Linked DNA regions of Homo sapiens: region 1 is linked to region 2. Evidence: chromatin loops called from intact Hi-C (ENCODE). Cell type or tissue: Caco-2. All regions are shown on one strand. Links, peaks and the distances in the headings refer to the core of each region. The heading gives the core; the rest is flanking DNA. Region 1 holds the start of LOC124901632 (a long non-coding RNA gene). Region 2 overlaps COBL (cordon-bleu WH2 repeat protein).

What was found. Hi-C counts contacts between places; a loop is a spot of excess contacts. Peaks named below come from ENCODE experiments on the same cell type or tissue, not always from the same donor. Only the 100,000 strongest peaks of a DNase experiment are listed, where the experiment ranks them.
Region 1: a loop joins it to region 2, with 3 times the contacts of the local background. A loop is called at or near these places in 5 of 110 quality-filtered maps.

Annotation. Positions count from the first base shown.
Region 1 is chr7:50,633,441-50,649,879 of GRCh38, reverse strand. All of the region lies in intron 7 of GRB10 (growth factor receptor bound protein 10), which reads left to right. LOC124901632 (a long non-coding RNA gene) reads right to left here and starts at 8,123. Exons shown (of 2, transcript XR_007060323.1): 1 at 7,885-8,123; 2 at 5,931-6,999. In Caco-2, for the core only: no CTCF peak of the experiment used is centred there; no DNase peak of the experiment used is centred there.
Region 2 is chr7:51,151,605-51,168,043 of GRCh38, reverse strand. The region is part of intron 5 of COBL (cordon-bleu WH2 repeat protein); the gene reads left to right. Among named protein-coding and RNA genes, the nearest start is that of COBL, 160 kb to the left of the region's middle. RefSeq lists enhancers at 1-420, 6,718-7,012. In Caco-2, for the core only: CTCF peaks have their summits at 5,102 (motif pointing left) and 6,816 (motif pointing right); DNase peaks (open chromatin) are centred at 5,143 and 6,823.

The DNA of each region.
Region 1 (16,439 bases), core at 4,111-12,110, 520 kb after region 2:
GAAGCACACCAAGGCCTCCTCACCTAACTAAAAGGGGTCATTGTCCGCTCAGTTGCTGTGGCCAAGGAAGAGGAGCATATCCTTGATTCCCCCTTTGGACTCAGGTACAAATCCAGTCAACTCTCCCTCTCCAATGTGTCCCATATCCAGTGCTTCCTGTCCTCTCCACCATGCCATCTCCAGTCCCAGCCTGGGACGACACAGCAGCCTGTCTCCTGCTCACCTCACCTTGCCTCATATCATCCACAGCCCAGCAGCTCTTGTATGATTTCTAGAGAGTCATTTGAATCCCACTGTTCTCCCATCACACCCAGAATTAAATCCAAGCTCTCCCCTGTGGGGTGTACAGTCCCGTTCTCCATTCCCTCCCCCGTGTGTGTCGTCACTGTGTTCTAGCTGCCCTGGCCTTCTTGGTCCCTCACATTTGCCAGCTCAGGTCCACCTCTGTGCATTTCCCCTGTGGCGTCTCCACACAGAGGCTCTTTCCTGAGACCTTTTCTTCACTGCCACTTGGTCATCATTCAGGTGTCAGTTCAAATATCTCTTCCTCTGGGCCTTCCTGGGCTTCTTTGGAAAAGGCAGTGCCCCTGGCCAGCCTCCCTCTGACACAGCACTTGCTTGTGGTCTCCGTGTTGTTCACTGTCTCCTGAGATTATTTTGTTTGTTCTCTGTTTTACCACTAGAACGTCAGTCCCCCAGAACAGGGACAGGGTCTCTTATTCACTGCTCTGTCCACACCTCCGAGAATGGAGCCCAGCACATCCCAGGCAGACGAGTACAAGGACGATGGCCTTGTTTTTATAGAAGTTCTGGATGCTCCTCTAGGGGGATGGTCGCCCTTGCTTTGGCAGAGCCAGGATCAGAACCCAGCTCCCCAACATGGGTTTCTTACCCCCAAGTCCCGTGGCCACTCAGGAGCAGGAAGAAGAGGCAGCTGACCTTAACCAATGCATCCATCAGGAGCTAGCCCGACCACATTGAGTAGGTCTGAGGCCTGGGAGTCCCACCCAGAATATTTACTTTGTCCTCTCCTAGTGGAGCGGGAGAGCTGAGAAGATTGCTCTCAAAAGCTTCAAAGAAAAGGACCTGGGACTACTTCAAACAATAAGTCCATTGTTATGTCTCAGTGACCTTGATGACCTCCAGAAGTAGTGTTCTGGGCTCACAGCACACTGCCCTGAAGAAGGGAAACTCTGGAAGCCCAGAGGGAGTAGCTGTAGGAGGGATGTGGTCAACTGGAAAGTCCCCAGGCGTTCTATGGGAGGGGGACCTATGCTCTGCCATCCTTGGGCTGGCAGAGGACTTGGGATAAGGATTCCCAAAGGCAAAACTGAGGATGGGTCTTCCTTACCGCCTTGGGTCGAGGCTCTGCCTTCCTTTCCCTCACAGATTAAGGCAGTGGTTAAAATTACTGCTTTCAGAAGATTATCATTTTCCTTGGTTTCCTAATGCTCCTTTTTAAACCTTTTTAAAAACGTTCCAGCAGCCCAGCTTTTGTCCCCACTGTGCTATTCAATTCCACTTGTTCCCATCAGGGTGGCATCCACATGGCTAAAGCCAGCGGGGTTCTCTGTCTTCCGCTTGCCGGGCCTGCAGCAGCATGAGGGCTCCTGTCGCTCGCTGCTCTCCTTTCCACAGCTCCGTCTGGGTTTCCACCCTCTTTGCTGGACTTTCCTTCTCAGCCATCGTTGCTGGCTCTTCAGTCACTGGGCCTTGGTGCTCCGTCTCCCCTCTCTGCGCTCCCTCCCTGGACAGCCGTGGCCATTCCCTCAGCTTTCCATCTTGTCCCTATGTTGATTACTCCCCGGTTTACATTCCCATCCAAACTCTTCCTCAAGGCCCAGACTCCTGTTTCCAGCTGCCAACATGGCACCTCCATGTGGGTGCTTAAAAGACACTGCCAACGCAACAGGTCCAAAGTCAGCATCTGATCCTTCCCTCCAAACATGATACCTCCAAATTCCCATCTCAGAGCAGCAGACCAGTACCCCCATCAGAATTCCCAATTCCCTTCCTCACTCCTCTTTTGAGTTTCACGCCACCCCAGCCTGTGTACCAGAATTGGACAGCGCCTGCCTGGTCTCTGCTGTGGGACCCAGGCCTGGGCTTTACTTTCCTTGCCTGTGTCGTCATGGGAGCCTCCTGACTCAGCTGGTCCCCAGTTTCTGCCGCCTGGGAGGGAGCATCACAGTCGGCCTGTGGCATCTTTTGCTGCCTTTGAGGACCTTCTTAGCCAGCAGCCCTTTGCTGAATGTTTTTCCTTTGCCTTCTGCCATCTAACAATCTCTGAATTTTGCTTTTTGTCTATCTCCCCTACTTGAATGAAGTTCCATAAAGTCAAGGGGTTTTATTCCAGACCCGAATCCCAGCACCTTGGTGCCTGGCACGGAGAAGGTTCTCAGGGAGCATCTGCTCAGTGACTGACAGTGAGGGCACATCCGCACCCTCCCCATGTAGCTGGGCCTGAGATGGCTTGAAAAGGTTCGGCCAATCTGACTCAAATCTGAAAACATTTTTTCAAATTATAGGTTACATTTTAGGTTTAATGTTTCATTAAAGTTTGATTACCACCAAAGAAACTTTTTTCAAAAAAAGATGTTACTGGTGGAAATCCCTCTTGTAATTCTGGAGCACTAACTATTTTGATCTGCTTTTTAAGTTATAAAATGCTGAGGTTAGATGCCACATCTATATAACCAAGGTCTCTATTTAGACACTGATAGATTCTAAGTGAGTTTGTTTTGTTGTTTTGCTGAGACTGTTGTGATTTCTGTCCGAAGAGAGAATTGGACTCTTCATGCCTAAATGAGCTTTCTTCCATTAATAGGCACATTTCATCTTATGCTCCACACTTTCTGCCTCTTTTTAGTTAGTGATACTTTTATGGATGCTTGGGGTTGCCGACTTTGTGGCTGGGATGAGTGGAGGAGCCTTGAGCCTGGCTCTGCACCAGGGTTCCTATCTGGCCCCACCGGCCTTACCAGGTGGGATTGGTGCCCGTAGCAGCAGGGCTGGTTAAGTCTCAGTAGATGAGATGGAGGATTGGTTGTTGAATCATTACACCAATTGGTCCAAGAGCTACTTCCTTTTCTGGAGAAAAAGGCCTCCAGGAACATGAATGCATTAGAAGCTAGCATTTTCCCCAGAGAAGTTCACGTGAAAACTTTTTCCCACTCTACCCCCACTCATCTCTTTCCAAAGAAGCTGGTTCATTCAGTCAGGGCGTGACAATTTGCGGAATCTAGCACTACAAACAGGATTCAGAGTCAGGAGTAAGTTTGCCATGACTTATTACCATATCACCTCTATGTCCAACCAGGAGACCAAAAAAAGGAGAACCTATTTTATTTATAAAAGTAACATTCATAGTAAAAAACAAAAAGTGAAACAAATACTACAAAAAGGTATTTGGTAAACGGTGAGATTCACTTTCTTCTCAGTTTCCAACTCTAGTCTCATTCTCCAGAGGTGACACTGCGGACAGTATCTTGTGTATCTCTTCACAAAATTGATGTGCATTGTTGTGATTTCCCCTGCAGCTTCATAGTGTTGTGTTGTATGGAGGTACCGTGATAGATTTACCTCAACCCTCTTTTGATGAACAGCTCCCGGAAACAAGGGCCCCCGTGCTTTCCATTGTGTAACCTCACGTTCTAGGGTGAACGTTGCTAGGGGAAAAGACGCTACTGAGATGTTTATATACCATTTAATGGCACATAAGCTTACTTTTGTTTGCAGCTTTTTCTAATTATGAATAGAGCTGAAATGAACATTCTCGTGCATGGGTCCTTGGTCATGAATGGGGTTGTGGATGGATAGACAGATGGATAGGTTGGTTTCCAGCAGTGTCATTGCTGGAGCAGAAGTTTTATGTATTTATAAGTATGTGGGTGGGTGTAGAAAGTTCATTTTTATAAATAATGCCAAGGGCTGTATGTCACTTATAATACGATGGGAAGGCATATGACTTGGGGGCTGGCCACTGGCTAGGACTCTGCAGTTCCTCGCAATGTGGCTTTGGACCAATTCTTCTCACTGCCTAGGGCCTCGCACCACTGGGGCTCTGGTGACAGTTCCCTGGGTGGTGAGGGGACTGTGTCCAGGCAATCTATCACTTTGATTGGCTGTTTCTGTAGTTTCAAGAAACTCTAGACGATGTTTACTGAGCCTGTCTGGGAGCAAATGGACAGACCCCAAGAGGTCTGATACGACGGCGTTTGCTTTCAGATCTGCCTGGAGACCTCTTGGAGTCTGAGAACTCCGGGCGATTGGAGGATGGGGGTAAGATGTGCACAGTCAGTTTCAGGTACTTATTCTTCTTGGTGTTAGACCTTCTGAGCTGGTGCTCAGCAGATCCTTTTTGTTTGCTTGGTTTTAAAGGAGTTAGTGCCCAAATGGCAGTGTTTTTGGCTCATGTTTCTTCCCTGCCAGCCCAGCAGACATACTCCCCAGATGGCTGAAAGCTGCTGTGGGTCACTGGTGATTTTTGCATGGGTTGTGTGGTTTTTAGTACTGAAAAAGTAGCAGGCTGGGAGTCCAAGGGCTGCCAGTGAGTGTGTTCTGCTTTTTCAAAGAAATCTCCATAGTTTCTGTTTTGCCTTTCCAGTTATCAGTATTTTTGTGATTATATAATCTCATTTTGATGGTATGTAAGCTTGCTTTTTAAAAAATGAATTATGGGCAGTATAAAGATTATTAGCGTCAACTGTATTCATAGCAAATATATTTTGGAGATAAATCGGGATTTTGAGGGTGAAAATTTTATCTTCAAATACATTTTCTGGCATGTTGTAATTGAATAAAATTATAGCCCTAAATGATAGCTCCATTTATGAAATTTTTCTCATGGCTGTCATTTTCTGCGTCGTCCAGACTGGAGATGGTACTGGGGATTATAGCCCTTTTGCAGTGTTTTAGCCATCCTGTGCCTGCTGTGTCTCTCAGCTTCTCAGACTTCACCGTTTGTGAATCTGCCAGTCTTCCTTCACCAACTGGTCCGCCCATCCCATACCCAGCCCCTTCCACCTGTCTGTCATTGTTCTGTCTGTCTAGCATCTGCCCACACCTTCTTGGTCATGGGGCCTTAGCAGACAGGACAGCCCTGCTCCACTGGCCAGTGGGTGGTGGCCCAGTGGGCTGTGTAGAGGCTGATGTCCCGCTCTTGCTAGTTCGGTGCTGTGATCCAGGGTACCGCTTTCACAGCAGGCCTTACAGAGCTTACCTGAGGTTCCCTACTCAGGAAATCACAGTTAGACCTGTCCTGCTTACTGATGGTCTCAGGTGAGAGTTTTTCTGAAACGGAATGCCCATCAGTCAGTGACAGGGTTTGAAATAAGACATGAAGGAGAAGTTGTCCTGATAAAGACAGTACATTACCATAAAAGTAGACTGATGATACTGCATGCGTTTCAGGTTGCTGGGGGGCTGCTTTTGGGCTTCCAATACAAGAGGGAGGAAGAAGGCAGTGGAAGCGGGTGCTACGTCCCTTCCCTATCTGTGTCCCTGAGCTCGGCCATCACATAGCCACCAAATAAAGAGCTCGGGCATGGACTAGGGGACCCTGTGATGGTCAGCTTGTGGGACCTCACTGGGCAGGTGAACACACACCTATAGGGACCCAGTTCCAGGGCCTGGACTCAAGGAACCCCACCTGGACACCTGGGATATTTTGTTGAACCCATTGAGCTCCTAGTCTGTGATTGAGCCACACTGGCTGAGTGTTTTGGACATAAATATCCGGGATAGTGAAGACAACTGCTGAATGGAAAAGAAACAGAGATGCTCCTGGTGAAGATAGCCCTGAAACAAGGGCCCCCATGCTTTCCACTATGTAACCTCATGTTCTGGGGTGATCGTTACTATGGGAAAAGATACTACTGAGATGCTGAGTGAAGAGAGGAGAGCCGCAGGTCATTATTTTCACGCACGTATGTTTCTTTAAACTTTTATTTTGAAAAAATTTCAAATGTATAGAGAAGTTGCAGTAATAGAGCAAAGAACTCTCATATATTCTTTACCCTGATTCCCCAATTGTTAATATCTCTGCCACATTTTAAGTCATTTCCATTGTCCTGTACATATATAGAGATACATATATGCACATATATACATTTATATGTACACACACCATGATTCTTTGGACCATTTGAGACTCATTTGTAGATATCAAGTCCCTTTACTCCTAAATACCTCAGAGTCTATTGACTAAAAACAGGGTTACTCACTTACATATCATAATAAAGTTACCAAAGTCAGGATATTTACCCTTAATAAGATGCAGGGTTGAAATCTACAGACCTCGTTCAGGTTTCCCCGATTGTTCATATAAACATCCTTTATGTTATTCTTTTATTCCTGTTCAGGAACCATTTGCATTCACTTTAAGATCTCTAGTTTCCTTTAATACAGAGTGTTCCTCAGCCTTTTCACACCTGTCGTGACGGATGGGATTTCTTGAAGGGCCATTTTGGTTTGTGTGGTGTTTCCTTGGAGTCCCATCTGGTCCACAGACAGGAGGCTGTGGCCCACAGGCATGATGATGTTGGCTGGTCCAGTTTATGCTGATGTTGATATTTATGACTTGATTAGGGTGTTGTCTGTTACGTTTCTCATTAAGTCTTTCCCCAGTGTACATGGGGGATTGGTTCCAGGACCCCCTCCATGTACCCTAATCCGCTCATACTCAGTCCTGCAGTCAGCCCTTGGAACCCAAATTTACAAAAAGTTGGCCTTTCATATACACAGGTTTCAAATACCACCAAGACTCTATTTTCCACCTGCATCTGGTTGAAAAAACTATGCTTATTACTGGACCCGAATGGTTCAAACCTGTGTTGTCCAAGGGTCAAATGTATTTTCCTTTTGTAATTAAGAAGTAATTTGAAGGAAGATGATTTGAGACTGTGTCGATCCTCTGCTCTCTGCAGATGTCCATTGACTGGTGCTGTCCTGATGATGTTGTCCAGTTTGTCTATCATTCTACATTCTTGAGTAGGCATTCTGCTTGAAGGAATATCAGTTATTATTTTTTGTTCCTTATTTAGTTTCCAAATTTGCTACAATGAACACATTATATTTATAATAGAAAACTAATGTATGTATGTGTCTATGCGTGTGTGTGTGTAGGAGTATAATGATTGAGTATTCTTTATCTGAAATGCTTGGCACCAGAACTGTTTCAGAGTTCGGATTTTTTTCTGATTTTGAAATGTTTGCAGTACACTTACTAGCTGAGTATCCCAATCTGAAAATCCAAAATGCTCCAATGAGCGTTTCCGTTGAGTATCATGTCAGCACTTAAAAAGTGTCAGATTTTAGAGTTTTTTGGATTTTGTATTTTTAAATTAGCAATACTCGACCTATATGTATGTGTATATATATTTATGTGTATATATATTTATGTGTATATGTATATGTATGTATGAAGCATGTGTATATGTGCATGTGTGTATGTGTTTGTGCATGTTTGCATGTATATGTGTACGTGTTTACATATATGTAGGTGTATACGGCATATATGTGTGTGCATTTGTGTATCTGTATGCATATGTGCATGTGTTTGTATGTGTGTGTGTGTGCATGCGTGTGTGTGTGTGTGTGTGAAGTTTCCAAGCCCACATCCTCTTTGGTTGGCTGTTCTGGCCCCTTGGTTCTGAGTGCATGGCCCTTTGTCCTGCCTCTCCTGGCTGCATGCTCTGCAGTTTCCCCTGCTGGTTCCGCCTCCTGCTTAGGCCTCTGAGGCTCAAGAGGAGGGGACAGTGAGTGGAATGCAACAGGACCCAGAACAGCTAGTTAAGAAAACTCCCAGACACTCAGCAAGCTAGGTTAGAGACAGATTTTGAAGCCTCTATGTAGAGCCTCTGTCGCTGCCGCGGAACTCCTCACCTTCTCCCCACCCCGTGTTCCTCAGGTGAGCAGCAGTGAGTTCGTGCAGACTTCCTGGTACTCTGCCGCTGGCCAGGTTGAGCCTTCCCACGCCCTTGCCTCCTCGGCGCCAGTCTGCAGACACACTCTGGGCTCGCTCACGGTAAATCCTCAGGCCACTGAGCATCAGCCCAAGAGAAGGCTGTCACCACCAGCAGTCCCAGTGCCTTCTCTCGCCAGTGTCACCAGCTGACTGTCCTGCCGCAGAGATGTTGGAGCAGCAGGAGTGGACACTGTGGCCCTGCAGCTGCCCACGTGTTTGTGTTTGTGATGGTCTGCCTTGTCTGTGTGTCTGGAACTCATGGTTCCACCCCTCCCAACTTTGCACAGCTGCAGGGACCATGAGTGGCTGCAGCCTTCAGCTGCTGTCATTGTCCTTACACAGGAAAATGAGTGCCCCCAAGTGGCCTCTGGCCTGAAGAAAGTCCTTTTCCTTATCTGTTCTAAATGTACTGCCCTTCACAGCTCTCATGAATGTGTCCTTGTTACACTAGTGCCAGGGCTTTTAGGATGCCCTTCAGGGAAACTTGCATGCCCTAAGCACACTCCAGTAGAGGGAAGCCATTCAGATAGGGACATCTTGGTGCAATGTTGAATGGAAGACTTGAACAGTCACCAGCAAAACGTTTCGGCTGAGAGTGGAAGAAGCTGTAGGTTTGAATGAAGGCTACCCCCCCACCTTTTTTGATGAGTATAAAATTCAAGCATAGTAGAAGTGATGCAAGCAACTCTTTCCTAGGGTTCATTCATCGAACAGACGAACAGGTGGACAGTGCAGAGTGAGCAAGAGCAAGCAAGAGTGAGGAAGAGTGAGCAAGATGTGACTCTCTGTCCAGGAGCTTAGGAGAGGAAGAAAGACAAAAAAATTGTTCCCAGCAACGGTGGTAGGCGCTCACTGGATTGGCAGCAGGACCGCGTTCCCATGAGCCTGCGTGACTAGCCCTGGAGAGGAGATGGTGCTGTGCCTGTGTCACGTGAAAAACTGAGGCTCCAGGCACTACAGCCTGCCTTTCTGTGCTCAGCTCCATAGGGCTGGGATCCGGCAAAGCTGAGGATGGAAGGCCACAGAGGCCCTCCCCTGAGTCCATCTACAAGAAAAACAGTTCAGTGCTGTAAACAATGTACAAGGAATAGATTAGATAGAGGTGAGAGTCCCAAAGTTAATTCCAATTTAGGAAAAACTTCAGCTCATACTCCTGGATATCATGGATGAGGTCAGTGAGATATCAGAAGAAAAGGAAGATTTTAAATGTGAGATGATTTGGATGGCAAATAAGCTACAGAGAGAAGAGAGAGAATGCTGGCTCTCCTCATAGGTTTGAGAGGACAAGTGAAATTCTCTTTATGGTCAAGTTTTGTAGCAATGTCTGACTCAAGGGAAAATGCATAAATTCTAATACTAAGTAAAATACAGTCGTGGGTTACAACATCCTCTTGAAGTTCAGCACCTTCTAAAGAGAAGGGTGGAGGGGCACAGGACTAAATGCTTGGCCTTGCAGTAAACCTAATGTGGTGTCATGGTGTCTCCAGATGTACCACAGGCTTCCTCCATGATGTCACCCATCTGAAGATTACCTCGAAGGGGGCAGCCATTCCTCCAACATGTCCTTCTGTGCCTGCTGGACCTGCCTCTGTCATGACCACACAATTGAAGTAGGAATTCAGATTGTGGCACATAGCCCATTTGGGGATCTCCAGCATCCTTAGAGCCAAAAACCATACCCAACAAGGAGTCATGTGTGAAAACAGAAATCTCTAGCTGACTGTAAAGCAAGCTAACTGTGTCCCTTCTGGAATCTTAGCCCCAAAGGACAGTAGCTCCAAGAGGGCCCTGCCCCTGTTTGGGAGGAGCCCTCAGGTTGTATCTTCAGCCCAGATTAAACCTTTCTAGAGATGACCCCAGCAAGGACACTGGTACTGGGGGTCACAGCCCAGATGCCTTTCATGCCATACTTTCTTATCTTTGCTCCCCTTTAATCCACCAATGGAGATTTTTTAAAAGTGGTTTTCAATTTTATTTTTGACAAAATGATTCTATTTTATAAAAACATGTTTTTCAAAATAACAGGCTATGCATATCCATTTTAGAAAAGTTTAAAAAAATGGCAGATGAGCACATCAAAACTGATTCTTCCAAATAAGCCTGTCTACTTGGTATAAAACAAGGGTAGAGGCTACTGCTTTGAATCTTGTTGTCCACCCCCTTAGCCAGTGAGACTTGTTCACTGTGGAAAGTCCTATTAGGGTCTCTGAAAACCATGGTTGACTTTTTTTTTTTTTTTTGAGACAGAGTCTTGCTCTGGTCGCCCAAGCTGGAGTGCAGTGGCGCAATCTCGGCTCACTGCAAGCTCCGCCTCCCCGGTTCACGCCATTCTCCCGCCTCAGCCTCCCAAGTAGCTGGGACTACAGGCGCCTGCCACTACGCCCGGCTAATTTTTTGTATTTTTAGTAGAGACGGTTTCACCGTGTTAGCCAGGATGATCTCGATCTCCTGACCTTGTGATCCGCCCACTTCGGCCTCCCAAGGTGCTGGGATTACAGGCGTGAGCCACTGCGCCTGGCAAACCATGCTTGACTTTCAAGAACTCTTTAGTTATTTCTAGAACTTTATCTCCTTTAGAAAAAAGGATTTTTAAAAACAACATCTTTTTAATTTTCACTGCAAACTTGAAATCTATCAATTATAAAGCAGAATTTTAAAACGTATTTTTAAATTTTAGACTCGGGGGTGTATGTGCAGGTTTGCTACATGGATATATTGCATAATAATGAGGTTTGAGTTTCTACTGTACCCATCACCCAAATAGTGAAGATTTTACCCAACAGGTAATTTCTAAAACCCTCACCCCCTCCTTCCATCTTTCTCCATTTTGGAGTCCCCAATGTCTGTTAATTCCATCTTTATGTTTATGTGTATGCATTGTTTACCTCCAACTTCTAAGTGATAATATGTAGTATTTGCTTCTTTGTTTCTGAGTTAATTCACTTAAGATAATGGCCTCCAGCTCCACCCATGTTGCTGCAGAAGACATGATTTCATTCTTTTTTATGACTACATACTATTCTGTGGTGTATATTACCACTCTTTAAATCCAGTCTACCATTGATAGACATTTAGGTTGATTCTATGTCTTTGCCATTGTGAATAGTGCTTTGATAAACATACAGATGCATGTCTTTTTAATATAATGATGTCTTTTCCTTTGCATACATGCCCAGTAGTGGGATTACTGGGTTGAATGGTAATTCTATTTTTATTTCTTTGGGAAATCTCCATACTGTTTTCCATACAGGTTGTATTAATTTACATTCCCACCAACAGTGTATTTGGCTTTCCTTTTCTCCACACTTATGTCAACATCTTTTGTTTTGTTGACTTTTAAGTAATAGCCATTCTCCGTGGTATAAGATGATATCTCATTGTGGTTTTAATTTGCATTTCTCTGATAACTAGTGATATTGAGCATCTCTTTATGTGTTTATTGGCCGCTTGTATGTCTTCTTTTGAGAAATGTCTGTTCATGTTCTTTGCCCATTTTTTAATGGGATTGTTTGTTTTTTCTGGCTGAGTTGTTTGAGTTCGTTTTAGATTCTGGGTATTAGTCCTTTGTCATAATTTGCAAATATTTTCTCCCATTCTCTAGGTTGTCTGTTTACTGCACAGAATCTTTTAATTAAGTCCCACTTGTCTATTTTTATTCTTGTTGCATTGCTTTTGAGGGCTTAGTCATAAATTCTTTGCCTAGGCCAAACTCCAAAAGTTTTTTCCTAGGTTTTCTTCTAGGACTTTTATAGTTTCCAGTCTTACATTTAAGTCTTTAATCCATCTTGAGTTAATTTTTGTACCTGGTGAGAGACAGGGGTCCAGTTTCATTCAGACAAGGGTCCAGGTTCATTCTTCTGCTTATGGCTAAAATTTCCTGTAGATGTTTTAGTTTGTATGGATAGAGATGTTCATAGAGATAGCCAATTTTCCCAGCACTATTTATTGAATAGCATGTCTTTTTGCCATTGTTTATTTTTGTCAACTTGGTCAAAGATCAGTTGGTTGTAAGTATGTGGCTTTATTTCTGTGTTCTCTATTCCATTTCATTGATTTGTATGTCTGTTTTTTTTACCAGTACCATGCTGTTTTAGTTCCTTGAGCCATGTAATTTGAAGTCAGGTAATATAATACCTCTGGCTTTGTTCTTTTTGCTTAGAATTGCTGTGGCTATTCAAGCTCTTTTTTTTTTTTTGTTCCACATGAACTTTACAATCTTTTTTTCTAATTATGTGAAGAATGACATTGGAAATTTGATAGAAATTATGTTGAATCTGTAGACTGCTTTGGGGGCAGTATAGTCATTTTAATGATACTGATTCTTCCAATCCATGAGCATGAGATGTGTTTCCATTTGTTTGTGCCATCTATGATTCCTTTCATGAGGGTTTGTAGTTTTCCTTGTGGCAATCTTTCACCTCCTTGGTTAGATGTATTGTTACGTATTATGTGTATGTATGTTGTGTGTGTGTGTGTGGCCATTTTAAACATGATTGAGTTCTTGATTTTGTTCTCAGCTTGAATATTATTGTTGTATAGAAATGCTAATGATTTTTATATGCTGATTTTGTATTCTGAAACTTTACTGAAGTCGTTTATCAAGTCTAGGAGTCTTTCGGAAGTGTCTTTAGGGTTTTCTAAATATAAGATTAAGGCAGTGGCTCACACCTGTAATCCCAGCCCTTTGGGAGGCTGAGGTGGGTGAGTCCAGGAGTTCGAGACCAGCCTGGACAGTATAGTGAGACCTCATCTCTAAAGTACAAAAAAAATTAGCTGGGTGTGATGGCACATGCCTGTAGTCCCAGCTACTTGGGGAAGGTAAGGTGGGAGGATCACTTGAGGCCAGGAGATGGAGGTTGCAGTGAGCTGAGATCACGCCACTGCATTCCAGCAAAGTGACAGAGCCAGACCCTACCAAAAAACAAAAACAAAACAAAAAAAACACAACTCATGCCATCAAATGAACACAGAAAATTTGACTTTCTCTTCTTCAATGTGGATACCTTTTATTTCTTTCTCTTGCATGATTGCTCTGGTTAGGGCTTCCAGTGCTACGTTTAATAGTAGTGGTGAGAGTGGACATTCTTATCTTATTCCAGTTCTTAGGGGGAAATGCTTTCAACTCTTCCCTATTCAGTATGATAGTGGCTGTGGTTTTGTCCTATATGGCTCTAATTATTTTGAGGTATGTTCTTTTAGTGCCTAGTTTGTTGAGGGTTTTTTTCATGAAGGGGTGTTGTATTTTACTGAATGCTTTTTCTGCATCCATTTAGATAATCATATGGTTTTTGTTTTAGTTCTGTTGATGTGATGAATCACATTTATTGATCTGCAGATGTCAAACTATCCTTGCATCCCTGGAATTAAACCCACTTGATCATGATGTATTACCTTTTTAATGTACTGTTGGATTTGCTTTGCTAGTATTTTGTTGAGGATTTTTGCATCTATGTTTTTATAAGGGATATTGGCCTGCAGTATCCTTACTTTGTTGTGTCCTTGCCTGATTTCGGTATCAGGGTGATACTGGTTTTGTAGAATTAGTTAGGAAAGAATTTCTTCTCAAATTTTTGGAATAGTTTCAGTAAGATTGGGACCACCTCTTGTTTGTATGGCTGTTAAAATTTGGCTGTAGGGCCAGGTATGGTGGCTCACACCTGTAATCCCAGCACTTTGGGAGGCTGAGGTGGGTGGATCACCTGAGCTCATGAGTTCGAGACCAGCCTGGCCAACATGGCAAAACCCTGTCTCTACTAGAAAATACAAAAATTAGCCAGGTGTGGTGGCACGTGCCTGTAGTCCCAGCCACTTGGGAGGCTGAGGCAGAAGAATCACTTGAACCCAGGAGGCAGAGGTTGCAGTGAGCTGAGATTGCACCACTGCACTGCACTCCAGCCTGGGAGACAGAATGAGACTCTGTCTCAAAAAAAAAAAAAAAAAAAAAAAAAAAAGGAAAGGAAAAAAAAAAAAAAGCTGTGGATCCATCTGGTCCTGGGCTTTTTTTTTTTTTTATTGGAAGATTTTTATAATTACTGATTCCATTTTATTACCCCTACTTGTCTATTTAGGATTTCTGTTTCTTCCTGATTCAATCTCAGGAAGTTGGGTGTTTCCAGGAATTTATCCATTTCCTCTAGGTTTTTTAGTTTGTGTGGATAGAGATGTTCATAATAATCTGTGATGATCTTTTGTATTTCTGTGGTATCAGTTGTAATGTCACCTTTTTCATTTCTGATTGTGCTCATGTGAATCTTCTTTTGTTCTTAGGTAAACTTGCTAGCTATCAATTTTATTTATCCTTTCAAAGAACCAACTTTTGATTTCATTGATCCTTTGTGGGTTTTTTTGTTTTGTTTTGTTTTTTGGGGTCTCAATAACACTTAGTTCTGCTCTGATCTTTATTTCATTTCTTCTGCTAGCTTTGGGTTTTGTTCTTGTTTTTTTAGTTCCTTGAGGTGTGACATTGGGTTGTTAATTTGAGAACTTTCTGTCTTTTTGATATAGACATTTAACACTATAAAACTTATTTCTTAGCACTGCTTTTGCTGTATTCCAGAGGTGTTGATATGTTGTGTCTCTATTTTCATTAAAAAAATTTCTTTTTCTGCCTTAAGTTCATTGTTTACCCAAAAGTCATTCAGGAGCACGTTTTTTAGTTTCCACGTATTTGTACAGTTTTGAGAGTTCCTTATGGTATTGATTTTTAATTTTATTACACTGTGGTCCAAGAAGATACTTGATATGGTTTTGATTTTTTAAAAAATTTATTGAAATGTGCTTTATGGCAAAGCATCTGGTCAATTTTGTTTGATGTGCAGATGAGAAAAATGTATATTCTGCAGGTGCTGGGTAGCATGTTCTATAAATGTTTATTATTTCCATTTGATCAGGTCTAGCTTAAGTTCAGAGTTTCTTTGTTGACTTTCTGCCTCAGTTACCTGTCTACTGTTGTCAGTGGGGTGTTGTAGCCCCCCACTATTATGGTATTGCTGTCATTCTCTTCTTTTAGGTGTAGTTGTATTTGTTTTATGAATGTGGGTGCTTTGGTGCTTGCACACGTATTTCCAAAATTTATGTCCTCTTGTATTGAATGCATTCTTATGATATAATGCCCTTCATTGTCTCTTTTTCTAAAACTGTTGTTAGCTTAAAGTCTGTTTTATCTGATATAAGAATGGCTACTCCTGCTCACATTTGTTTTCCATTGCATGATATATATTTTTCCACCCATTTACTTTGAGTCTGTAGGTGTCTTTAGCCGTTAGGTGGGTCTCTTGTAGGCAGCAGATGGCTGGGTCTTGTTTTTTTATCCAGTTTGCCAGTCCATGTCTTTTAAATGGAACATTTAGGCCATTTATGTTCAACATTAATATTGGTATTTGAAGTGTTATTCCTGTCATAGTGTTGTTAGCTGGTTTATTTGTAGTCTCAGTTGTGTAATTGCTTTATACAGTGAGCTTTGTCTACTTATGTATGCTGTTATGATGGTGAGTATCATCCTTTTGTTTCCATTTTTATAACTCCTTTGAGAATTTTTTTGTAGGATTTGTCTAGTAGTGGCAAATTCCCTCAGCATTGGCTTATCTGGGAAAGGCTTTATTTCTCCTTCATTTTTGAAGCTTAGTTTGGCAGAATATAAAATTCTTGACTTACGTTTCTTTTTTCTTAAAGGAGGCTAAAAATAGACCCCCAGTCTCTTCTGACTTGTAAGGTTTCTGCTGAGAAGTCCACTGTTAGTCTAATGGGATTTCCATTATAGGTGATTTGACACTTCTATCTAACTGCTTTTGAAATTTGTTCTTTCATGTTGACCTTGAATTAATCTGATGACCATTCTTTGGTGAATGTGCATCTTCTGTAGTATCTCTAATGGGTTCTCTGAATTTCTTGTATCTGCATATCTACATCTCTAGCAAGTTTGGGGAAATTTTCCTGAATTATTTCCCTTAAATATGTTTCCAAACTTATTTTTTTTCTTCTCCCTCAGGAATACCTATAAGTCCTAGGTTTAAATAATCTTACATTTCTCAAAGGCTTTATTCTTTTTTAAAAAATTGTTGTTTCTTCTTATCTGGGCTAATTCAAAAGACTAGTCTTCAAGCTCTGAAATTCTTCTGCTTGGTCTACTCTATTGTTGAAGCTTTCAACTGTTTTTTGAAATTCCTTTAGTGAACTTTTCATTTCCAAAAGTTGTTGTTGTTGTTTTGTTTGTTTTTAATATATCTATCTCATCTTTCATCTCCAGAATTACTCTTCTGGTTTTTTTGTGTTGGTTTTCAACTTTCTCTTGGCTCTCATTGAGCTTCCTTACACTTCATATCTTGAATTCTTTATCTGTCATTTCAAAGTTTTCATTGTGGTTAGGAGCCATTGCTAGAGGGCTAATGTGGATGTCACAACATTGTTTCTTCATGGAGCTGGAGTTCTTGTGTTGGTTTCTTCTCATCTGTAGAAGCGGTCACTACTTATTTTT
Region 2 (16,439 bases), core at 3,516-11,515:
TGGTTGCCTATACTTGTGGGGTACTGCTCAAGAAATTTTTGCCCAGACCAATATCCTGGAGATTTTCCCCAATTTTTTTTGTAGTAGTTTCATAGCTTCAGGTCTTAGATTTAAGTCTTAAATCAATTTTGATTTGATTTTTGTATATGGCAAGAGGTAGGAGTCTAGTTTTATTCTTCTGCATATGAATATCCAGACCATTTATTAAAGAGACGCTGTTATCCCCAGTGTATGTTCTTGGCACCTTTGTTGAAAATGACTTCGCTGTAAGTATGTGGATTTGTTTCTGAGTTCTCTCTTCTGTTGGTGTGTGTGTCTGTTTTTATGCCAGTACCATGCTGTTTTGGTTATAATAATTCTGTAGTATAATTTGAAGTCAGGTAATGTGATTCCTTCAGTTTTGTTATTTTTGCTTAGGATAGCTTTGACTATTCTCGCTCTTTTATAGTTCCATATAAATTTTAGGATTTTTTTTTCTATTTCTGTGAAGAATGTCATTGGTATTTTGATAGACATTGCATTGAATTTGTAGAATGCTTACGGTAGTATGGAAATTTTAGCAATACATAAGCATGGAATATTTTTCAATTTTTTGGTATCCTCTTTAATTTCTTTCATCAGTATTTTATAGTTTAAATTATAGAGATCTTTCACTTCTTTAGTTAATTCCTAAGTATTTAATATTATTTTTGACTACTGTAAATGGGATTACTTTTTAATTTCTTTTTCAAATTGTTCACTGTTGGCATATAGAAATGCTACTGATTTTTGTAGGTTGATTTTGTATCCTGCAACATTACTGAATTTATTAGTTCTAATAGGTTTTTTGTGAAACTTTAGGTTTTTCCAAATGTAAGATCCTATCATCTGCAAACAAGGATAATTTGACTTCTTCCTTTCCAATTTGAATGCCCTTTATATCTTTCTCTTGTCTGGTTGCCTAGCCAGGACTTCCAGTATTATGTTGAATTACAGTGGTGAAAGTGGGCATCCTTGTCATGTTCCAGATCTTAGGGGAAAGGCTTTCAGTTTTTCTCCATTCAGTAAGATACTAGCTGTGGGTCTATTGTATATGGCTTTTATTATGTTAAGATATGTTACTTCTATCCCCAGTTTTTTGAGAATTTTTATCATGAAGGGATGTTGAATGTTATCAAATGCTTTTCAATATCGATTGAAATGATCATATGGTTTTTATCCTTCATTCTGTTGATGTAATGTATCACACTGATTGATTTGCATATGTTGAACTATCCTTGCATCCCCAGGGATAAATGTCTCTTGACCACAATGAATGATCTTTCTAATGTATTGTTGAATTCAGTTTGCTAGTATTTTGTTGAGGATTTTTGCATTTATATTCATCAGAGATATTGGCCTGTAGTTTTCTTTTGTTGATGTGTCATTGTCTGGTTTTGGTATCAGGGTAATACTGGCCTCATAGAATGAGTTTGGAAGTATTCATCCTCCCCTGTTTTTTGGAATAGTTTGAATAGGATTGGTATTAGTTCTTGTTTAAATGTTTGGGAGAATTTAGCAGTGAAGACACCAGGCCTCAGGCTTTTCTTTACTGGGAGACTTTTTATTATGGCTTCAATATTGTTACTTGTTATTAATTTGTTTTAGTTTTAAATTTCTCCCTGATTCAATCTTGGTACACTGTATGTGTCTAGGAATTTCTCCTTTTCTTCTAGATTTTTCAATTTATTGGCATATTGTTGCTCATAGTAGCCACCAATGATCCTTTGAATTTCTGCGGTGTTAGTTGTAATGTCTCCCTTTTCATTTCTGATTTTATTTGTATCTTCTCTCTTTTTTTCTTCATCTGGCTGAAGGTTTGTCAATTTTGTTTAACTTTTAAAAAATCAACGTTTTGTTTCATTGATCTTTTGTATTATTGTCTTCATTTTAATTTCATTTATTTCTGCTCTGATTATTATTTCTTTTTCCTACTAATTTTGGGTTTGATTTGCTCTTGCTTTTCTAATTCTTTAAGATGCATAGTTAGATTGTTTGTTTGAGGTTTTTCTTCTTTTTTGACATAGGCATATATGACTATAAACTTCCCTCTTAGTACTCCTTTTGCTGTATCCCATAGGTTTTGGTATGTTGTGTTTTCATTATTATTTGTTCCAAGAAGGTTTTTAATTTCCTTCTTAATTGCTTCCTTGACCCAGTGGTAATTCAGGAGCATGTTGTTTAATTCCCATTATTTGTATAGTTTCCAAAATTCCTCTTATTACTGATATGTAGTTTTATTCCATTGTGGTCAGAGAAGATGCTTGATATTATTTCAGTTTTTAAAAATGTTTTAAGACTTGTTTTGTGACTTAACATATGGTCTGTCCTTGAGAATGATCCATGTACTGAGGAAAATAATGTGTATTCTGCAGCCATTAGATGAAATATTCTGTACATATCTATTAGATCCATTCGATCTACACTGTAGATTAAGTCTGATGTTTCTTTGTTGCTTTTTGTTTGGAAGATCTGTCCAGTGCTGAAATTGGGGTGTTGAAATCTCCAGATATTATTTTATTGGGTCCTATCTCTCTCTTTAGCTCTAATAATATTTGCTTTATATATCTGGATGCTTCAGTGTTTGGTGCCTGTATATTTAAAATTGTTATATGCTCTTGCTGAATTAACCCCTTTATCATTACATAATGACTTTCTTAATCTCTTCTTACAGTTTTGGTCTTGAAATCTATTTTGTCTAAGTATAGCTACTCCTGCTCTTTTTTTGGTTTCCATTGGCATGGAATATCTTTTTCCATCCCTTTATTTTCAGTTGAGGTGTATTTTTATAGGTGAAGTGTGTTTCTTGTAGGCAACAGATCAGTGGGTCTTGTTTTTTCATTCATACAGCCAGTCTGTTTTTTGAGAGTTTAGTATATTTACATTCAATGTTATTGATAAGTAAGGACTCAATCCTGTTATTTTGTTATCTGTTTTCTGGTCCTCTCTCCCTCCCTCCCTTCCTGTCTTCCTTTAGTGAAGGTGTTTTTCTCTGGTGGTATGATTCAATTTCTTCCTTTTTATTTTTGTGTAACCATTGTATGTTATTTCGTTGGAAGTTACCATGAGGCTTGCAAATACTATTTTAGAACATAACGCTGCATAAACAAATAAGCAAAAAGAAAATGAATAAAAATTATGCTTTAACTTCATCTCCCCACTTTTTTACTTTTCGTTGTTTCTATTTATATCTTATTGTACTGTCTATGTCTTTAAAAGTTGCTGTAGTTATCATTTTTGATTGATTCATTGTTTAGTCTTTCTACTTAGGATAAGAGTAGTTTATACACCATAGTTACAGTGTTATCATATTCTGTGTTTTTCTGTGTTCTTACTATTACCCGTGAGTTTTGTACCTTCAAGTAATTACTTATTGCTCATTAATGTCTGTTTTTTTCTGATTAAAGTATTCCCTTTAGCATTTCTTGTAGGTCAGATTTGAGAAATTCCCCAGCTTTTGTTTGAGGGAAGTCTTTATTTCTCCTTTATGTCCGAAGGATATTTTCGCCGAATATACTATTCTAGGGTAAAAGTATTTTTTCATTCAGAACTTTAAATATGTTATGTCACTCTCTCCTGGCCTGTAAGGTTTTCCCTTGAAAAGTCTGCTGCCAGACATATTGTAGCTTCATTGTATATTATTCCTTTTCTCTTCCTGCTTTTAGGATCCTTTCTTTATCCTTGACTTTTGGGAGTTTCATTAGTAACTGCCTTGCAGTAGTATTTGGGTTAAATCTACTTGGTATTCTATTACCTTCTTTGGATATCGGTAACTTTCTCTAGGTTTAAGATGTTCTCTGATATTATCCTTTTCAATACATTGATAAATTTGACCTCAGAGAAAATATTAATAAATTTGATTTTAGGGAAAACAAACAAAAAACCCTCTTGAATGACAAAAAAGAGAAAATGAAAATAAATAAAGGAAAGAGATAAAACTCTTACTCATAATGAGAAATGTAAATGAACTACAGTGAACACTGTTCATCACCTATGGGATTGGCAAAAGCCCAAAAGTTTGTTACTACACCTTTTTCATTAAACTGTGGGGCCCTTAAATGCATTGCTGAGCAAAATGCAAAGTGCTAGCTTTATGGTGGTGAATTTGGCAGTATCTAGCCAAATTACACATACATTTAGTTTTTGACACAGAAATCCTAGTTTTAGAAATCTACCCTGAAGACTCACTGGCAAAAATCTAAAATGATTCATGTGTAAGGCTGTTTATTGTGGCATTATTTGTAACAACAGGAGATGAAAGCAATGTTCATGCCCATCAGGAGGGGATTGGTAGATGAAGCTATGGTACATGAAGATGTGGTATAGCTACATGATTGAATACTATGAATCTGTGAAAGAAGGAAGAAGTTTGTTATATTATTGATATGAGGTGTTTTCTGGGATATATTTTTTCCACTTTTAAAAATCAAGGGTGACTTTTCCTATGAATCAAAGTAATAAGGCTTCAATGTGATAGATTAATATTAACTCATAAATAAGAATATACTGGGTTTCAAGCCCTAGGGCAGTACAGCACTTAAAATAATAATGGCTCCCAGTGATGACCATGCCTGCTGCTTCAGTCCTGTCTGTTCTAGGCACTGTGCTTAGTTGTGTGGGCTTATTTGATCTTCCTTATATAGACACAGAAAATATCCAAATGCCAGAGGTGAATTGGTTGATCAGATTTATTGATATCTACTTATGTTGGCTATGATGCTCTCTTCAATTAAGGATGTTAGTGACGTAATATTTCTGAAGAGCACTCTGCCGTTGTTTTTACATATTTTTTCCACGCCATTGATCCTAGTCTGCACATTTTGATGCCAGTGCTTGCTTAATCTTACCAGAAGAGGGGATCAAACGGAGGCATGAGTCACATCATCCTTTTGCTGCTTTGAATGTCCTCTATTTTAAGGGATTTTGCAGCTCTTCCTTCCCTTAGTTCACTGTCTGGGCTGTGAGAGGCACTCCTTTTGTGTATATCCGGTGATAAAATGTAACACTGATCCATCTCCTTGTGAATTCCTTCCTTCCTTAGCTTAGCGCTTAGCTTAGCACTTCTTGCTTTACAGGAAACATTGCAGTGAGTATTGGCTTTATTGGTGCTCCCCCTGCTGGCTGTTTCTATGTCTTTGTGCAAACAGGGTAACAGCTTCAGCTTCAAGTCATAGTGAATCTCTGATGAGCACAGAGGCTTAGCCTGGCGGAGGCCGAGGGCAAGCCTACATCATTGGGGTGTTAAAGCCGAGCTTTCAATTCTGGCCCAGCATGCAGAACCTATCTTCACTTTCCTCATCTGCTAAACTGCCCACTTTGTAGGTTCATTGTAGCGATTAGAAATTATATAGCTCATCTGACACTCATAGGAAATGTTCTGAAATGGTGAGTAAACCTGACCGGAGCCCTCCAGAAAGTTTGCAGATACTATTATGTATTATTTTTTCTTGAGAAAATGTAAGTGGTTTATTATGTCTGTAACTTGAAGACTCTATGAGAATAGATTTGCATTAAAAAAATCCTAATGTAGATGGTCAAAGAAATTTGATCTTCTCTGGAAAAGTTAGTGAATTTCTTAGAAACTGAAGTTTACTCTGTTCCAAGATATATCTTCACTGTCTTAATCAAAGGGCGCTTGAATCATAGCAAATATTCTCATCTTTCAACTAACTTTAAGTAGTTTTCCTGGAATTTTACATTTTCCAGAAAACACTCCTTTCTGTATCTGTGAAAGAAAGTGTGCCTCAGGCTGTAAACTGGGCTGCACTGGACACCTGCGGGGGACTCTGGCTTAGTGGGGACATGGTCAGTATTGATTTTCCTCAAACTCAGCCTGTGTAGCTGTGAAAGCATGGAACAGATTACACTGCAGTTAACGTCATCCCACACATCTGGACTCCAAGACACGGGGAGGTCACATAGTCAGTTGTGGATGCCGGTTAATGATAAGGTGTGAGTTAGCTCTCGGGTCTCTGTTTCCTAAGTCACACAAACAGCAGTGATAAACTGTGCTAACGGATGAGACAAGGTACCTGAGTTAATTTGCAATTCAGCACACAAAAATGGAAAAGAAATTATTATATCAGTCTGATAAAGTGCAAATGTTCTGATGTAGGAGTAAAGTGACGTGGGTTCTAATCCTGGTTCTGTTATTCACCAGGACAACAGACCAGTCATTAGCAGGCCTTTCTCTGAAGAATGAACTTTTGAAAGTAACTGGCCTTTTATGGGCCCTGCTTCTTGGTTTCTTGGTTTTTTAAAAAATCCAAATTCTATAAATTTGACCAATCTAAAGGTATTACTACATGCTTCATCAGATATCTCTGCATTTCTTGATACCATAAAGTTAAAGTTCTTCTGGTAAAAGAGTTAAAAATCACTGCCTTATAAAACAAGCAAACAACAAAATAAACCTGTCTGGAGACATTTTGTCCATTTGCCCTGTTCAGGCAGTGACAGAAATAGTGTCATTATAGTGTTTCACAGATGGACGGAGCTTACATTTGAAGTGATTTCCATAGCAAAAGCCCTAAAAAAGTTTCCAGAATTCGTGTTGAGTGGCGTTGTTTCTGATGGAAGCCTCTGCAGTATTGGAGGCAGGCATTTACAGGGAAGCCCACCAGTAAAATAAAATTTTCAGAAAAAGTTATTAAAAGCTACATTTTAAAGGAAACTCCATAATTTCAGCTGCCCTGAGTCCTATGCTTACAGAGAGCCTGCATTTCCACCCAGCTGATCCGGGTCTCCAGGGGGATTACAGAGAACTTGCAAATGCGGCCCAAAGCATGTGTGGAGCTGTGCTGCCACAGGGTGGCAGTGTTGTCACACACACAGCAAATCCCCTCGCGAGCTTTTCTGGGCCTGGAAAAGCTCAAATCTGTTCTGTTTTTGGAGTGTTCATCAGTTGAGAACAGGAAAATGTGTTCCGAGGGCTGAGCCACGTGTTTATGAGGTAGAACTAATTTTTGTTATACATCAGTTGTGTAGAGATATTTTTAAAATTTAGCTTGTACCTTTAGAAAATGCTTTATAAGGCAGAGGTTGCAGTGAGCCTCGATTGCGCCACTGCACTCCAGCCTGGGCGACAGAGTGAGACTCCATCTCAAAAAAAAAAAAGCTTTATATTCAAAACAAAATAAATTGCATATGGCAGGTTTTAAGAGTAGAGTAGGAGAATCATGTCCAGTGCCTACAAGTCTAACAGAGTTTCTTGTTCCTTGTTCTCCTGAGCCTTTCTCAGTATCTGCATAGTTCTTTTAAAGGTTGTATGATCTTCTGTGTAAAGGGAAAAGCGTGGCTTTTGTTTTTGTTTGCTTGAATTTGGATTCTGAATTATTCACATACAGTTTGTGACCTCTTAGAGCCTTGTCTTCCCGTGTGTACCGTGAGCTCATAATCACCAGCACCCAGCATTCTTATGAGGATTAAATGAGTGCCAAGCACAGGAAGGAGCTCACAGCTAGCACTCGATGAAGGTTGGCTCGGCCCTGTTGCTCATTGCTTCTTTTATTCTGGTATAAGTAATGTGAAAGTCACTTTATCCCAAAAGCCTTTTTTCATTTGGGAGGTTTTCTTTATGAAAGACACCTGCAAATGTATTCGTGAATCAAAGGATATGACAACTTTATGGCATTACTGCATTGTTTCCCTTGATGACTGTGTCATCAACAACAAATAACAATATGTTATTATGGCCACTCAACTCTCCATTTCTGATTCAGAGCCTTGTGTATATAAAACTCCTATCAACTATTGGAAAGTAAATAGACCTTAATGTGTAATCTAGAAAAATCATTCTAAGGTTCTTTCCATACCTATTTGACCATTAAAAATAGGCCAGACATGGTGGCTCATGCCTGTAATCCCAGCACTTTGGGAGGCCGAGGTGGGTGGATCACCTGAGGTCAGGAGTTTGAGACCAGCCTGACCAATATGGCAAAACCCCATCTGTACTAAAAATACAAAATTAGCTGGACGTGGTGGCAGGTGTCTGTAGTCCCAGCTACTCAGGAGGCTGAGGCAGGAGAATCACTTGAACTCGGGAGGCGGAGGTTGTAGTGAGCTGAGATCGTGCCATTGCACTCCAGCCTGGGCAACAATAGTGAAACTGTCTCAAAACAACAACAAAAAAATAGTTTTAAAAATATTCTTATCATATGATCTCTAATGCAAACCTGGAACCCATCAGAGGAGGGTTTTGGTTTTAAAGCTTTGATGAATTTTTTTCCCAGAGTGTTCGATTCTTACAATGGGAGTAGTATACACATAGATCCTGAAGAGTTGATAAACAGGGCCTAATGCCAGTACCAGTTCTCGGAGGGAAAAAAATAAATGTAGATTTTTCACCACTTGGCTGAAAATGTGATGTTTGTAAGGATACTGAGGTAGAAAACGTCCCTTTCAAATACTGGTTTTCCGTATGTTCCCCTAAAACATGACTATTATTTCCACTGTCTATGTTTCCTTTCTGGCCTTCCCCTGCTCTTTGTCAGACAAGTATAAAACAAGAATCTCACTTGCCTGCACATGGATTTAAGTTGCTTCAGAGACCAGAGAAGGTGAGAAGCAGAGCTCTCTGTCCCTCGGTATCCTTTCCTGTCTAGGAGATGACATCTCCGCCATCACAGTGCCTCGGGCCAGAACCCTGGGGTCCTCTTTGCCCCCTTTGCTCTCCCACTCCACCTGCAACCCTCATAGCGTCTGTCGCCTTCAAGATACATCTAGGATCTCACCACTTCACACAGCCTGGCCTTGTCACCTGGCCCAGGCCTCCTGGCGGCTCCACTTCCCAGCACCTGTGGTCTCCAAAGCCTCCTCCCCACCTCCCTGCTTTGCGCCCTGCGGTTTCACGCGGCATCCAGAGCGCAGCGCGCGCGGCCGCCAGGTGCGCGCGGCCGGGGGCTGCAGAGAGCCTGCAACGCCGCCCCCGCTGCCCTCCTCCAAGCTCCTGGCCAGCTCTTCGTGTGTCTTGATCCAGGTTCTTAAAAAAAGGAAGTGGACTATAGACAGGGTGTCCCACACACTGGCAGTCCCAGGGTCGGCCCTTGGGGCTGCTGTTTCTCAGCTCGCCTCCCTGCCCACACAGCCCCTGCACCCCCGCGCTGTGCCTTCCCTGTCCCCGGCGCTGTGCCTTCCCTGTCCCCCACGCCTTCCCTGTCTCCCACCCCGTGCCTCGCTTTCCCTGTCCCCCGCCCTATGGACACCCCTGGCTCAGGCCAGTGTGCTTGTCCCAGCATCGCGCTCATCTCCTGTTTTTATTTGATGTTACAGATTTCATTTCATTAGGAATGAGTGTTTCCTCCCCGACTTTTGCCTGCATTCTTTTCCAGCTCCTCCCTGGAAAAGGGCAGGGGCGGACACTTTCCCAGCCTCCCACCGTGCTCTGTTCCTAGTGGCACCTGCCCCAGGGTCTGGGCCCCTAGGGATGCGTCCTCTACCCTGGAGACTGGGATCTTCTTAAATCCCCACTGCTCCCTTGTTGTCTCCTCAGCTAGCACCACCTTTGCTTCCTCTTCCAGGGTTGTCACATTTTCTTGATTTCTGCATCTTAAATATGTCCCAGGCGGACCTATAGTCCTTCCCTTTTCTTCCTGTTGAGCGATGGTTACAGGCTGTGGACGCGTGTGAGTGAGGAGGCTCCTCCCCGACCCTGCCCTTCCGCCATCCGGTAGGTTTGGGTCCATTCTTCTCCATTCTTTCAACATAAACTGCACCTTGAGGGTCTCTTCTCCTTTTTGAAATTTTGCATGGTACCAATTCATAGTAGATTACAGAGTAAAATAAATAAAATAAACAAATAGAAAATACATAGAAATAGTAAAATAAAAAGAATAATAAATAAACAGTCCCATATCAATCATCCACCATTAACAAATGTTAATGTGTGTTTAGCTACATTTGCTGCATTGTCTTTTTGTTAACGACTAAGAAACACAGCAGACACAGATGACACTGCCTCTCTAACACAACAACTGGCTCTCTTCTTCCTTCCCCAGGGGCAGCAACCCTTTTAAAAGTTTTATATTTTAAGAAGTATAGTGAAAGGCTGTCTGTCCATTAACAACACAGAGCATATTTTGTATGTTTTAACAATGTGTGTGATGATTGTCTGTATTTTGTTTATTTCAATTGACAAATAAAAATTATATATCAGTGCATTGTGCAACAGCTAAATCAAGCTAATTACCATATCCATGACCTCACATACTTATATTTTTGTGGTAACATTTAAAGTCTACCGTTTTAGTAATTTTCAAGTATATAATACATTCTTAGTAGTTATAGTCACCATATAGTACAATAAATAGACTTCCTGAAGTGATTATTTATTTTCCAAAGTCTGAATTTTGACTTAGAGAATAAGAACAATGAATATTGAGGGGGAAAAAATAAGGAAAGAAAGAAGGAGAAAAGAAAAGGGAGAAGAGAGCAGAGTGCCTCCACTAAAATCCCTCCCCACATAGACACTCGCCTCTCCAACCACTTGCCCTGGGCACACTTTGAGTCTGTCCCATCAGCAGACCAGGGGGCACTGGAGACACACAGAGGAGCCAGGCCAACCCCCTGCCCTCAGAAGACACCAAGGAACCCCTTGCCGGTGCTACTGAAACTCCAAATTCTCTGGCATTGCCAGGGGCCTTGTTTATTTTTTTTGAGGCGGAGTCTTGCTGTGTTGCCCAGGCTGGAGTGCAGTGGCATGATCTTGACTCACTGCAACCTCTGCCTCCTGGGTTTAAGCAGTTCTCCTGCCTCAGCCTCCCAGGTAGCTGGGATTACAGGCCCACACCACCACGCCTGGCTAATTTTTTTGTATTTTTAGTAGAGATGGGGTTTCACCATGTTGGCCAGGCTGGTTTTGAACTCCTGACCTTAAGTGATCCGCCTGCCTCGGCCTTTCAAAGCGCTAGGATTACAGGCGTGAGCCACCGTGTCTGGCTAGCCCTGGCCTTGTTAAAACTCTGATTTGAGGTATTGGGGCAGATGAGGCAATAGGAGAATCAAGCCTGAGGCCCTGGCGAGGAGGTAGAGTCAGAGGGCTCGGTTCTCCTTGTGAGAAGGGCGAAGGAAGGTCTGTACAGAGAAGGCAAAGCCTCAGCTAAGCTGCGGATGCAGCTGTGTGGCTCCCTCTCTGAGAGGGGAATCCAGCTTAGGGGCACCTGTGTTTCTATTTTAAGTACAGAACAGTTTAAGGGGGAGAGGAAGGAGAAGGGTTAAGAAATGAAAGTTCCCATTCTTCAGCAGTTCCATTTAGTGATTTGAAAGTGCACCTTAACTACAGTTCATTGTGTGTGTGTGTGTGTGTGTGTGTGTGTGTGTGTGTGTGTGTGAAGGGTGGTTTTTTATTGACTGTACATTGGAAATGTGTGTTTAAAAATAGCCTGAACAAATGACTAGCTATTTCTCAATATTTGACCCTCCATGTGGGGTGAGAAGGATCAGAGAATTCTTTTATTTGCTTGGCTAAGAATGTTTGCCATCCGAGATGATATATTCTGGATCTGTAATTATATGGTGAGCGTAACTCCTTTGAATGACAGCCTCCAATAAAACTGAATAATTCTGGGTGATGCTTCCTGCTGGGTGATTCCTGGGGAACCTGATGTCTCCTTCAGAAGAGACACTTCGGTGAGCTTTCAGAAAGGGACATTTCGGAAGTATTGGCTCTGAGCTTCAAACTGAGATAATTTGATAAACTTGGACAAGAATAACTACTGTCTGGACATCATGGGGAGATAAAAAAGAGGAAAAGAACCACAACAAGAAAAATAAAAGGGTAAGAAAGGAATTAATTTGCCTTCTTGGCTTGTAAATTTTGTGTGTGTGTGTGTGTGTGCAGAGTATTTTGGTTGAACTACAAAAATCAACATTTAGTGATATATCCTAAGTGGACTGTCTTTGATATTTGTTTTCTTTTAGCACAATGAATTTCTGTTCTATGTCGTCTGGATGATTTTCTAGCTTTATAGCAAAAACTATAAGCAAATTATAAATACAGGTGTTTATGAAGCTTATTTCTTTGAAAATACAGTGGTTTATGGAGAAACTATGATTCCCAGTTGCATTTGAATTTCCTTGATCTCTCTGTGTTTTGCTTGGTTGCATGGAGATTGGCAGAAGTCAATGTTGATATTTTCATTACTGATGATGCAGGCTCCCTTCCGTAAGAACCATCACAATGGGACCTAGAGTAGATGCTTCAGGTCAGTTCTAAGCAATTCACACAGGAGGGCTTAAATAGTCCTGAGCAGATAACGTTTTTCTGTTTAGGTTTACTGACTTGGATACCACTCTGTTTAACACACACTACCCCATAGGTGTAGAGCTTCTGAGTGTTCCTTCATTTATGGTTAGGGGAGTTGAAATCTGTAGAAATGAAACCAGGGCTATATAGGAACTGTGCAGTCTTCTTTTTTTTTTTTTTTTTTTTTTTTTTTTTGAGATGGAGTCTTGCTCTGTCACCTAGGCTGGAGTGCAGTGGCATGATCTCAGCTCACTGCAACCTCCGCCTCCCAGGTTCAAATGATTCTCCTGCCTCAGCCTCCTGAGTAGCTGGGATTACAGGTGTGTGCCACCATGCCCAGCTAATTTTTTTGTATTTTTAGTAGAGATGGGGTTTCACCATGTTGGCCAGGCTGGTCTGAAATCCCTGACCTCGTGATTCACCCATCTCAGCCTCCCAAAGTGCTGGGATTACAGGTGTGAGCCACTGCTCCCGGCTGGAACTGTACAGTCTTTCTATTACCAAGTAAAACTCTTTATTGTCCTAAATATTGCATATTTTATGTCCCAGGCAGAGTGGCTTCTGATCCTGTCTTTGCAGCCATATATTGGTAATTGGTTTGGCTGTGTCCAAAACCATTTCTGCCCCTTCTTCCAGAGGTTATCTTCTGACCTCAACAACCATTTATAGCTGAATTTTGTTAAAACATTGGAGTTAATTGGAAGCAAACAGGTGAAGTGAATTTAAGCTCTATGAGGACAGAGTCATTTATTATTAATATTATTGCTATTATTTCTGATTGTTCAACTAATGCAGTGCCTGGAAACAAGAGTAGGAACTTAGATGTGTTCATTGAACGCATGCCTGCTTTGGTCAGAAGTATAGCCAATGAGAATTGATCTCTGGCGCAGTTTGTTAATACTTTATATCCCATGTCAGAGACAGTCTCCAGTAGTGTAAGCAAAAGTTACACACGGAAAAAGGAAAATGGTGAATGCTGAAGCAGATGGCCTGGTTGCCCAGAACTCTCAATTTTGATGCAGAGATTTTGAATGATATTTTCTTGAGTGTTTTGTGAAAATTGCCCATGCCCATTCCTCTCCTCTTACCTGCTGGCTCCACACCTTTAGGTTGGGATTGGGATGTGTGCCAGTGACGCAGACCCTAATGATACCCATGGCCCAGCCACGGATTCTCAGAGAGGAGGGGAGGTGCCCACATCCCACCGGGAGTTATTCGTACAGAGGCTGATGAAAGAGAAGCCTCATTTTAATGCTTTTGCTGGGATATAATGACATCTATTGTTTTATTGAAGTACAGTCATGCCCCAGATCAGGATTTGCTGCCTCCATTAGAATCCTATTTGCTCCCATGGAACTGTGAGTGATGTCAGCTCTGTGGCACCCTTGCTCTAAGCCTCTCAAAGCCCCTTTGTGCCTTGGCCCTCCGTGCCCTGACCATGTTCTCTGCTTCAGTTTGCGCTCATAGCACATTGGTCTGTGCCTGTTCTTATGAGGTCCAGCAGCCAGCCTTAGGGCTGTAGCTTAAAACCACCCTCATGGTTTTTCCTCTGGCTTCCTTCTATGTGTGGAGAATATGCATGGAACTCTGACTCCCTTGACTGTGGCCAACATGTTAGTAAGCCTGGGCTAAGCTGCTCTCATAAAGGAAATCCCCAGAATTCAGAAGCTTGGATTCAGAGGCTGTTGGTGACTCTCAGGGTACTTGGAAGGTTGCATCTGCCAAGGTTGGAGGCACTCATCTTTCAGCGACACGGGCCTCCACGATGAACACGGCCATCTGCTTCTCCATCAGTTGGAGGGGACGCCATGGAAGGACACATCTGTGAGGTCTCTACAGGCCAGTCTGGAAGTTACATGTACCTCCCATCCAGTCTCATTTTATTGGCGAGAACTTAAGGACATGGCTCTATATTGCTGCAAAGGAGTCTGGGAAATAAAAACGTTAGCTGGCCGCTGCGTGACAGCACTGATATTGGAATCACTGAAAGGGAGAATAGAGGTGCTACTCAGCTGGCTGTCCTGACGTTACCCACCAAGCAGGGCCAGAGACCCTGCGGCCTCCTTACCACAGCAGCTTCCATGGTCTTGTCCCCATTTCCTTGATGACAAGGAAGGGAAGGATGTAAAGAAGTCGTGTGAGTTCACTGGCTATCAGCAGTCATATTGCCCATCTACTGTGTAAAAGAAGAGAAGAGAAGCCTATCTATGAGATTGTAGGTCACGGAGCATGCTGTTCACAGCAAATAGCAGTCACAATGAAATCTTCAGCAATGTTATTTAAATAACACATACCTGCAGGCAGCTTCTCAGTAATGAAACATTAATATACAAATGCATTAGGAATGATTACATTTATGGTTGCTTTTTAGCATAGAATAGGGATGACTTCTTGTTTTTACTTTATTCTAGTTATTTTAAAATTATTTGCTAACCATCTTAATTATTAGCTAGATATCTTTAATTATCAGTAATAATTAATTGGTAACAATAAAGCAAAATTAACAGTACTATATTATTGAGAAACAAGAGTCATAGCATTTTAAAGCCTAAGACCAACTTTTGTATGATGCCAGTGATGTGCTAATAAAAAAGTATCTTTTTTTTATGCTATGAGCTTCTCACCGGAGTGTGCACACATTTGATAAGATCTTTACAATCCCCCATGGCAGCTGGGACCCACAGAAGAGGACAAAATTAGAATCCAGAGTAAATTCTAACTATGTATGAATTTAACCTTACGATATACAATAGTAGGCTAGTGATAAGTAGCTCTTAGCCATATGTAAAAATGAAAATCTTCATAACAAAGGATTGTGGTTTGGTTCAGTTCATTGCTTGCTCTTTCAGAGGATTCTTGATCTGGGGGCCATGGATGGCAGATCTAAGTTAGAGAATGCCTGGGCTGAACCGTTGGAGCATTCCCATTCAGGCATGAGAAACAGAAATGTCCCTAAGACCATCGCCAGCCTCTGCCCCAACAGGGCCCTGAATCCACCAGACAAATCATACAACAAGGATGAGAAAAGATGCTGCTTTCAAGCCTGTTTATATTGTCAATTAACTTGTATATGAAACCACTTTTAGTTTTGGAATTATTTTCTGCCTTTGCCAACTCTTAGCAACAGAAAACATAGGTAGGGTTGTAGGAAGCAACAGAGAAAGCTCACAGCAGTGGATTTAACTGAAGGAGAAGAATACCTGGGAAACCTTGAAAATGTTAATAGCTTATTGCCATTTTTTTCTCTTGCTTTAGGTCTGACAAATGTGCCAACAGAAGGGGCTGGACAGAGATGGTTTCTATAAAAATGCAATCAGCCCTGTAAATGTAAATGTGGGAGTCGGCAGCTTGGGGGTTTCATGAGGCTTAGGAGGATGGGACAAAAGTGAACCATGGTACCAACTAAATTTGACTGGAGTGGGATTCAGGGTAGCTAAGAAACAAGCTACAGATGTGAGAACTTTCCTAGTATTGCAAAATAATTGATTTTTATTTGACTTATGGTTAAATGGTCCCCTCTTCCTAAATTTTGTCTTACCTTAAATCAGAATTGAACAGCTGTCTCTGGAGCGCTGGTCATCTCTGCTCATTTGTCTTGGGCCTGTCCCTTGTGCGTAGCCAGAGTGTTCCTTTTCTGGTCTTGGAGTATTAGTCTATCTTGGCACTTTCCTGTAATGCCATAGTCCTTAAACCTTTAAGGCATCGTTATGGAATGTGTGCATCACAAAGTGTGACTTTTTGAATAAGAGCAGAGTTTGTCCTGAGATCATATGATTTGTGAGCAGGAAATGGCTATTAAGCCAAAATCAGATCATTAAAGAGATGTTTTGCTAATACACTGAGTTAAGGAATGGCCACAGGCGGCTGAGGGTGCTGGCCATTGGTGAACAGCTGGTGGGCGACCCTGGCTTGTCCGTGGGGTCTCCCAGGAGGACGCTGTGTGTCTAGCCTGAGCCAGGCACACAGAGCCCTTTCTGCTCTTGAAGAAATGATTCAAAGCTCTGTCCTAACCAAGGAAGCTGGGAAATATTCCTTTTAGTATTTGCTGGTATGATTGTTTTTCAGTTTGTCCTAAAGCCTGAGCTTCCTCTTGACCAGGAAATTACAGGGCTTACTGGACTTTGATGCAGGCCAGCTGTAATTACCCTAAATGTTTATTCCGCCTCTCTTTGTATGCTTT